Linked DNA regions of Homo sapiens: region 1 is linked to region 2. Evidence: chromatin contacts called from ENCODE Hi-C or POLR2A ChIA-PET data. All regions are on one chromosome and are shown on one strand. Each heading gives the region's core, a stretch centred on a gene start or an enhancer-like site at or near the end of the contact. The rest is flanking DNA. Distances are from core to core; before and after follow the strand shown. Region 1 holds the start of LINC00593 (long intergenic non-protein coding RNA 593). Region 2 overlaps LOC107984788 (a long non-coding RNA gene).

Region 1 (4,757 bases), core at 214-2,713, 80 kb before region 2:
TGAAGAAAGCGGACGTCCCCCAACCCCACTCAGACACACGTCCCATGAAGGGTGAGGGATGAGAGCACCTCTGAGTGGCACTAGAGTGGGGACCACACTGGAATGCTTTGGAATATGTCATGATTCAGTGGAAACAGAAACAGAAAGGGTGTCAGTGTCCAGAAACGTGGGCTTAAGTATTGATTCTTTGTCTAGCAGCAGGACAAGTAGCTGGAGAGATGGTCAGAGTCCGTGCATGGAGGGCCCCCTTTGCCAAGTGCAGGGGTCTGGGTCCCCCACTCCCTGTGGGCAGAGGCTGCCTCCAGTAGAGAGAAGAGACATGTTCTAGAGAGTGTTGGAAGGATGCTGCTGGCCACGGGCAGTGAGGCAGGTGCATGGGAGGGGATGGGGACAAGCAGCAGGGAGCACGGGCTGCCACATGGCTACTGAGAGTGACAAAAAAATCAAGACAGTGTCACCACTGCTGACCTCATGATCATACATCACAGAAGGAACCTTAGTAACCAGCCCAGGAACCTCCTTCCTCTCCATTACTTGGAGCCCCTCCATGACCTCCCAACCAATCTAAGCTTGGACACATCCTGTGATAGGGCACCCACCCCACTGATGCTGCCTGACCGTCAGGCAGCTTGGGCTCCTCTTTACTTTGGATTAAAATACTTCTAGTTGCAACACTTATCAATGCTCCCCGGTCTCTCATTCTGAAATGCATAGAAGTGCAGCCTCTGGCCCTCAGGGCTCTTTAGCCACCTGAAGCCAGCTGTCTTGAGCTCCTACATCTTCCCTCTCCAGGATCTGTGCCCGCCTCCCCCAGACAGGCCATCACAGACCTAATACTGCATCTGTGCATGCTCTCACTGAGCACCTACTGTGTGCCAGGCACCAAGGCTGGGCATCTTCTACCAGGGTGACTGTCATTTAATCCTCCCAGCAAGCTTGAGAGATCGGGCTCATTGCCCCCATTTTACAGGTGAGAAAACTAAAGCTCATAGTCATGAGAGGTACCCAAGCTTTCTCAGGAGGTTAGTCATCAAAAAGGCTAGAACTCAAGTGTTGATATAGTGCCCCACAGTCTTTTCGGAAGAAATCCCAGGTTTCTGCTCGGGGAGTTAGTTCTGTTGTGAGCCGTAACATACAGCAACTCAATCCTCACACAAGCCCTGTGAGGGGAGCTCTGTCATCCTGCCCATTCTGCGGAGAAGTCATGCAAATGATAAAACGTACAGCTCTCCAGGGTCTGCACTTCTACATCTGGGCAAGAAGAACCAGGCTATTCTGGCCCTTGCCGGACACCATCCACCATTCCAGAGACATAAAAAAATGCTGGCTTTAGTGTATTTACAGTGGAGCTAGCACCCCAACGATTAATACTTCCCACTCCCCTTAAAAATCCCCAGCCCATCTTTGCACTTCACCTTCAGGGAGAGGCTGGTGAGCCCTTTTAACCGCAGCCAGAAGGACTTGGCTGGTGTTCCTCACGCCCAGGGTCAGACATGCACACAGCACACCTCCCAGCCAGCCATGAATGAGGTGATTATGAGCTAAGAACCTTTGATTCCAGGACCCCAAGTGAGCACTGACCAGGGGTAACCCCAAAGGCAGCTCTTGAGGAAGGCATGGAAACTGCCTTACCTCCCCTTTGCAGCCACAAAAGAGCAGTTCTCTTTTGAATGGCCCCACACTCCTGCTTCTCCCCTTGCCTGCTGCCTTCAACCAGGCAGCTGGAATGCAGTCCTAGACCACAGAGGGTCGGGCTGGGGCCCTGCGTGTTGCAGAAAAGGAGAGAAGCCAAAAAATGGGATGGAATGTGCTCAAGGTCTCCTGAAGGTTTGGGGCAAGAAGGCCCATGTCAAAAACCCAGTCTCAGCTTCTCAGCTTCCCCTTGTCATTTCTCAGAGTCTGCAGAAGGGTTTTGTTTAGGGGTCCAGCCCCCCGGGCAGGCCACCGACCAGCCCATTACAGGCTCTCCCAGGCACTGGAGTTCTGTTCCCTAAATAATGTTATCATTTAGACGGCAGCCCAAATTGCAGAGGGGTGCAAAGCCACTGCACTTCCTCCTAGGCCATCCAAGGCAGGTGAGGAGAAACACAATGTGGGCAAGTAGGGAGGTGGAGGACAGACCCACAAAGGAGCCCCACAGGCGGGTGGCAGCATTAACTTATTATGTAAATACCGTATTCAATTATTCCTCTTCCTCCAACAGGAGTCAGCTAATCACTCATGCCTGGCTGGTTCATGAATATTAAACCCATCTCTCTCGCCAGTGCATTTCAGTGGTCTCCAGGGAAGAGAAAGGTAAAGTGAGGCCCCAAAGCCCTGCTTTAGTGGGCTCTGGAACCTCAAGGGGAAGTCTTGGGCACCTCATGTTCATATGCACAGCGTAGGGATGGAACAGTCAGTCCACAGAGCCACTGAGCACCTGCTGCTGCGGAGACACTGAGCTAGACTCGGGCTGGCTGGGTGACCTGAGGCAAATGATTCAACTTCTCTGGGCCCCAGTTTTCTCTTCTGTAAATGGGATAGCGATGGTTACCTGATGGGTGGTTGTGATTTGTGAACCATTATACATATAAAATGCACCTATGCCATGCATACAGTTAGGAACTCCTGTTGAAGCCTATCTGCACGGTGCAGAACACACACCTGCCCCCAGGGAACTCAATGCTTTGTTTGTAGGGTCATCTATAAAGGGGGAAAGAGCCCAAGGCCCAGAGGGACGGCAGGGCAGGTGAGGGGTGGAGGCTAGGCTGGGAAAGGACCCATGGCCTGGGGTAGGTGTAGAGGACTTCCAGGGAGAGGTGGGCTTGGCATGGACTGTAAAAATTACATTTTTTCATTCATTCACTCAGTCAATATATGTTTATTGAGCACCTACTCTGTGCTAGGTGCTTGGAAACTAGCAGTGCATAAAACACTCCAAAGACCCCGCCCTGGTGAAGCGTGTGATGGTAGCTTTAAGATAGCCACAAATCCTTTGACATTCCTCCCATTGAGAGGTGGGGTCTACTCTGTTCCCCTTGAATCCAGGCTGGTCTTCGTGACTTTTGTGACCAATAGAATGAGGAAGAAGTGATGTTCTGAAGCTAGGTCACTTGTAGCTTCTGCCTGTACCTCTGAAAACACTGGCTCTAGGAGCCCTGGGCCTCCATGGAAAAAGTCTGACTCCAGGTGTGCTGGAGAGGCCATGTGTAGGTGCTGTAGTCCAGCTGAGCCCCAGCCTTCCTGCTGTCCTCATCAAAGCATCAGACAGACCGGTGAGGCCATCCTGAATGTCCCAGCCCAGCCACTGGCCCAACGCCACAGAGCAACCTCCACTAACAGCATGTGGAACAGAAAAGCCACTAGCTGGGATGTGCCTGGATTCCTCACTCACAGCACTGTGAGAAACAATAAAATGCTGGCTGTTTTAAGCTGCTAAATTTCTAGGAAGTATGTTACCTGGCAAGAGATAAGGAGAATATTGTCATAGAGGGAGACAGACTGACAGACAACAAACTATCAAACAAGTAATTAGTATATGCAGTGGTGATCAATGCTACACAGGAAAACAAAGTGGGGGGGAATAAGGAGTGTGTGTGTGTGTGTGTGTGTGTGTGCACGTGTGCGCGCACACGTGCACACAATATACTAAATAGTGTGCCCAGGGAAGCACTTGTTGAGGAAAAAACATCCAAGCAAAGATCTGAGGAAGTAAAAAAATGCACCTATCTGGAAGACAAGATTTCCAGGCAGAGGAAACAGCCAGTGCAAAGGCCCTGAGCTGGGATATGCCTGGCTCATACTAGAAACCACACGGAGCCAGCAGAGCTGGGGTGGAGGAAACCCCAGCCCGGTCACCCACAGCAGCCTCCCCTCCTCAGCAGCAATGCTGTATGTGGTCCCATCACCTCTGGTTTTGGTCTCCTAATGCCACTATGAGCAGTCATTATCCCCTTACTTCAGGATTCCTGTGCTACAGATTGAGAAACTGAGGTCCAGGAAGTCATGAGCCTAAAGGGCCACATCCTTGGTGGGAGAAGCTGGTGAGAAGCCATTCTGACTGTGTGGTCAGGATTTCCCAAACCCCTTCCCCTTCCCCTTCCCTTTCCCCTTCCTCTTCCACTTCCCCTTTCCCTTTCCCTCTCCTCCCCTTTCCCTCTCCTCCCCTTTCCCTCTCCTCCCCTTTCCCTCTCCTCCTCTCACCTTCTCCTCCCCTCCCCTCCCTTTCCCTCCCCTCCCCTCCTTTCTCCTCCCCTCCCCTTCTCTTCCCCTTCCCTTCCTTCATTTCCCTTCCCTTCCTTCATTTCCCTTCCCTTCCTTCATTTCCCTTCCCTTCCTTCATTTCCCTTCCCTTCCTTCATTTCCCTTCCCTTCCCCGCTTCTTCTTCCCTTCTTTTTCCCCCTTCCCCTTTCCTTTTCCTTCCCCCTTCCCTTCTCCCTTCCCTCTCACTCCCTTCCCCTCTCCTCTCCTGCCCCCTCCCCTCCCCTCCTATTCCCCTTCCCCTGCCTTTCTCCTGAAACAGCTCATCCCTCACCCTACTCCCTAGTGCCACCATTCTCCGGTGGGGACCTGCCCTGCCTCTGGCTTCTCAGCCTCCCCCACAACGCTGACTGCAAAAGTGCTGCCCCAGATGGATCCTCCAGGGAGGTTCCTGAGGGTCTAACATGAGCACCCCCAACCCCATCCTCCCCTCCTCTGCTCCCTCCCTGAACCACAGGGTGGGCTGTGACCTGTAAGGGCATCTGATCCACTCAAGAGGTCGAGGATGGGGGAGGAT
Region 2 (4,669 bases), core at 552-3,051:
GGCACGCTTACCAGAATACGACTCAAACCGAACCAGGTCTCAGTGGTGTTGAGTCACTGGGGCATCAGTCAGGAGCCTGGGCAGCCACCTGGCAGTGGGACTGCGGTGGAGGTGCCCACCCCAGGGGATGCCTGGGCCCAGTGAACATGAAGCCCTTCCCAGCTCTGAGGTTCTCAGAACCCTTTGTGGCTTGAGTTAGCCCTGACACTCTCCCATCCACTTTACGGAGAAGCATTAAAGCCACCGAACACCCCCTCTTGAATCTGATGAGATTCAGCTTTGTCAGACCCACTTTCCCAAGACAGTCATAGAAAATGGGGGATTCTCTGGGTTGGCTGTTTGGAATTCTTCCCCAGATAAATCACGCCCACGAGGTAGCACCAACAATATGTAGTCTCTGTTTCTTTAAAGTGAAAGAGAATATAAAACTGAATGCCAAAGACTCTATTTTGTTGTTTTTTCCTCTAACCTTTATAGTTATCGCACTTACACTGAATTCACCAGGAGGTTGTTCCGTTATAGCATGCATTGATTCTCTCCAAAGCACTCACTTTAGCTTGCAAAGAAACAACTCTACGTTTTTGCACTCATATTTCATTGCATTATGAAATGATGGATTGCATTATTTAATCAGAGTAACAGGTACAGGTTGAGAAGAAATACAAATAGCCCTCAGTAAGCACACACAGCTCAACCAATGGAAACATATGTGCCCAGGAAAACTGGAGAGAAGCTTCAGTTGGAGCTGCTAGCTTCAAGGGTTTAGTGTATCCCAGGCATGGGCACAGTGCTAGCTGAGTAGTGTGGAGAGTCTACATTAATCTAGCAAGCTGGTCCATTGCAGGTTGCTCAAGAGGGCTTCTGCTGTTTAACTGCACGCAGATGCCACAGCCCTTTGTCACGGACAGAGCACTGTCCAGCGTAATCCTCATGGCCCTTTAAGGGAGGCAGAGAAGATTTTCATATAGGAAAAATGAGGATCAGAGGCCTTGAGTGACTTTCTCAGAGACAAATGTGCAGTAATTACCTCCTTCGTGTCTGTACTGCAGGAGCCCAGCACAGAGTGGACACATGGAAAAAAAGGCCACCGTTTATGAAACAGAAGTGATAGAGCCAGGCCCCAAACCAGGTGGATCTGCTTTGAGAGCCCATGTTCTTTCAACTCACTGATGAACATTTGTGAAATGCACACTATTTGTCAAGAATTATGGCTGGCCCAGATACAAAAGATAGGGCCTATTACTTCTCACCTGTTTAGGGCCATGTGTTTTCCAGCTCTTATTTTTCTCCCCACCTTTCTCCTGGAAAAAAAAACAAAAACTTGTTTTAAAAGGCTCAATTCTTCTGTCTCCTTTGGTGTTAATTCTTCTGCAAAATAGCCTGGGAAGAAACAATTGATTTGAATTATGCCAAAGCTTTTCAGAAGTGGGGATGGACAGAGTGCCCCCCATCCAGTCTCACCTTTACTCTCCACCCCATTTCCTACTTCCACCTCCAAGACTTCCCACACTTATGCAAAACATCCTGGCTGAGTCTCACCAAGAGCTCTAGGGGAAACCCTAAACCTCAGAGTGAAATGAAGGGGCTGATTTGCCCCTGGGGAAATTAGACACAAACAAGGCTGGGGTGAACCACCAGTCTTGAAACTGTTTCTCTGGATTAGTCACAGGGTTACCCACTCATGAATGTTCCTCCCACCTCCTCACTTCAGGCTCTGTTATTCTAGAGGGCTGGCCTGGTTACAAGGGTAGCCAGATTAACTAGGGTCTAAATGGGAGAGCTGGGGCACGGATCATTCACCAAAGAAACCGCAGCGACCTTCCGCCTGGGTGGGGCTTCTCTTCTTTTAACCTCCCGCGAAACTGCTAGTCAGCAGCTCTGTTTCCTGCCATTGCTCGAGGAGATCTTCATGAGTTTCATAGGAGTAGGATTGTGCCTTCAATCCATCATCTTTCTAGGGAAGGTAGCAGTATTTCATTGGCTTATTTCTTAACAAATAATATATTAAAGACTGCTTTCCTCCAGGTACCTGTTAGACACTAGGAATATAGTGGTAAGCAAAGAACTGCTTAGGAGTCTTGCTCTTGTGTTTTTGATGGTTGATCTCAGGTTGTTTAAGAGGCTTCTGCTGTTCAACTGCATATGCGACAGCCCTTTTACATGAACAGAGAGAACTGTCCAGTAATTTAATCCTCATGGCCCCTCAAAGGTGGCAGAGAAAATTTTCATATAGGAAATTAGGATCAGAGGCATTAAGTAACTTTCTCAAAGACAAACGTGTGGTAATTATCTCTTTTATGTCTGTACTGCAGGAGCCCAGCACAGAGTGGACACGAGAAAAGAAATTCTATTGTTTATGAAACAGAAGTGATAGAGCTGGGCCCCAAATTGGGTATATCTGTTTTGAGATTGCTTTGTAACACATATACATCAAATAACTGCTAGAGACCAGGGCAAGGGGGTTCTGTCTGTTTGGTTCACTGCTATATGGTTAAGGCCAAGAAAAGTACCTGGCATACAATAGACATTCAATAAGCATTTGTTGGATGGATGGATGGATGGATGGATGACCCAAACAATTGCAGGTCATGCTGAATGTAAGAATTAAACGTAACATGGATGAGAATGCATCACGGGATTTATCATCTCTTTTGGGTCTGGGGAAGACTTCTTTGCAAAAAATGATAACCCAGACAAGATTCAAGGGGTGAGCAGGAGCTGGCTAAAGGAAGGAGAAGATAGTGGCAGGAGGAGCCACGCAGACACAAGGAATAGCTTGGGTGAAGGTCTTGAAGCAAGAGGGAGCACAGTTTATGAAAGGATGCTGAAGAAAGTTTCCAGAGCTGGAGGACAAGTGGGAAGGAAGGGTTGGTTCAAGGTGACTCTGGAGGGGACAGCAGAGCAGATCCTAGTGGCCTGAGAATAGAACCCTGACCTCTTCCACAGAGCAAGGAGGAATCACTAACCTATGTTCAGCAGGAATCAATGTGGCCAGACTTGCACTGGCATCACAAGTTGAAGTGCTTTTAGGAAGGTCCATTTGGGAGTGTCTAGGTATACATGACCAATGGGAGATGATGAACTTGCCATAGCTTTTAAAGTTTAAAGTGACACATTTCTAGCCTACTACTATTTCACCTTCACATCATTACATAATGTATTTTAACAAATACCGATATTGCATTACTATGTGACAGATGTCATTCTAAGTGCTTTGCAAATATAAACTCTCACATTGGCCTTGTGACATTGGTGCTAATTATTATCCTTTTTAAAAGATGAGGCAACTGGGCTGGGGCATTTAAACCAACACAGCAGATGACAGAATGCCAGAGTCTTCCTCAATTCCTGTGATGCATGGAGGACTCCAGAAGTCTCCATGTGCCCTGTGGAGGGTGTGCAAGGAGACTGGCCTTGGAGCTGCAGTGGGTGAGGTAGCTGGGGAAGACAGATGGGGCTGGAATGAGAGTCAGTCTGCTTTCAGGGGATCCACAGCACCAGCGACAGTACAGTGGGGCCTTGTTGACAGGAAGAGATGGTGCTCTGTGCCTGGGCCCTGCTGCAAACCTAGCATCTCTCCACACAATCCTAATATCCCTTCAGTTTTTCCTCCACCAGGTCATCTGCTTTGCAGATTCTATGTCTTCCTCTTTCTTGGTTGACCGCCTCATTTTAGCAGAACAGTCCCTCCAGCAGCATCCTGAGACAAGGAGAATGCAAGGAAAATGTGGGGGGACTGTCATTTAAAAAATTCTTTAGCGCTCTTGTGGGTTGCTATTTGGCTGGGCATAAATTCTATTTCACAAGTCACTTTTCTTCAGAATTTTAAAGATACTGCTTCTTTGCTTGTAGTTTTCAGTGTTGCTGCTGAGAAGCTCACACTCAATTAATAGTTTGGCTGGGTATAGAATTCTACAGCCTCAGTCAGCCTCCTGAGCCACTGTTGAGGAATCCAACGCCATCCTGTACCCTGATCTTTTATATATGTTTTTGTTTTTATTTGCTTTTCGTTTTTCTTTTCTGGAAGCTTTTGATATTTTTTCTTGATCTATGGTATTCTGAAATTTCCTAATAATTTGCCTCGATGTGGATCTTTTTGTCATTTGCTGTGTTTAGCATGTGGTAGATTCCGATAAGTAAGCTCATGGCTTCAGTTGTGGGAATTTTATTTTTGTATTTTTCCTTGAATATTTTCTTCCCCTTGTTTTCTCCATTTTTCTCTTTTTGGGACGTTTAACTTTTTGGATGCTGGATATCCTTGATGGATCCTCCAATTTTCTTATCTTTCTTTCCTATTTCCAATCTGTTTATCTTTTTGTTTTACTTTCTGAGCATTCTCCTCATCTATCAAATGTGTTATTTTTTAAGGTTTTTTTTGGACTATTAATTTTAATTTTCAAGAGCTCTGTCTTATTCTCATTTGATCCCCACTCTTTCTTTTTACATTCATTTTTATTTTCTTAGATGCAATATCTTCTCATCTCTGTGATGATGTAACTTGTAATTTTTTGAAGTCTACTCACGTTTAAAATGGGTCACTAAAGATCTGATGAAAAGCTCCATAGGGTTGAAAAGGGCTTTTCAGTTGGCAGAACTCACTGCAAGGTAATAATGTGGGAAGCTAACCATTTCACTGAGGAACCAATCATCAGGAATATTCCTATTTTGT

The links. Hi-C counts contacts between places; a loop is a spot of excess contacts on that map. ChIA-PET counts read pairs that join two places held with the same protein, here RNA polymerase II (POLR2A).
Region 1: a loop to region 2 is called in a map of DLD1, with 4 times the contacts of the local background. The contact joins the promoter of LINC00593 here to the enhancer-like site in region 2. A Hi-C loop is called at or near these places in 1 of 168 maps with a recorded cell type or tissue (DLD1). POLR2A ChIA-PET finds 5 or more read pairs at or near these places in 3 of 52 experiments (IMR-90, T-cell and activated CD8-positive, alpha-beta memory T cell).

Annotation. Positions count from the first base shown.
Region 1 is chr15:69,831,940-69,836,696 of GRCh38, reverse strand. LINC00593 (long intergenic non-protein coding RNA 593) reads right to left here and starts at 1,463. Exons shown (of 5, transcript NR_026764.2): 1 at 1,416-1,463.
Region 2 is chr15:69,752,788-69,757,456 of GRCh38, reverse strand. LOC107984788 (a long non-coding RNA gene) reads right to left here. Exons shown (of 3, transcript XR_001751592.3): 2 at 1,251-1,301. Among named protein-coding and RNA genes, the nearest start is that of LINC00593, 80 kb to the left of the region's middle. Within about 2 kb of position 1,801, at least 6 of the 41 ENCODE cell types and tissues checked have a DNase peak (open chromatin) inside an H3K27ac peak, as active enhancers do.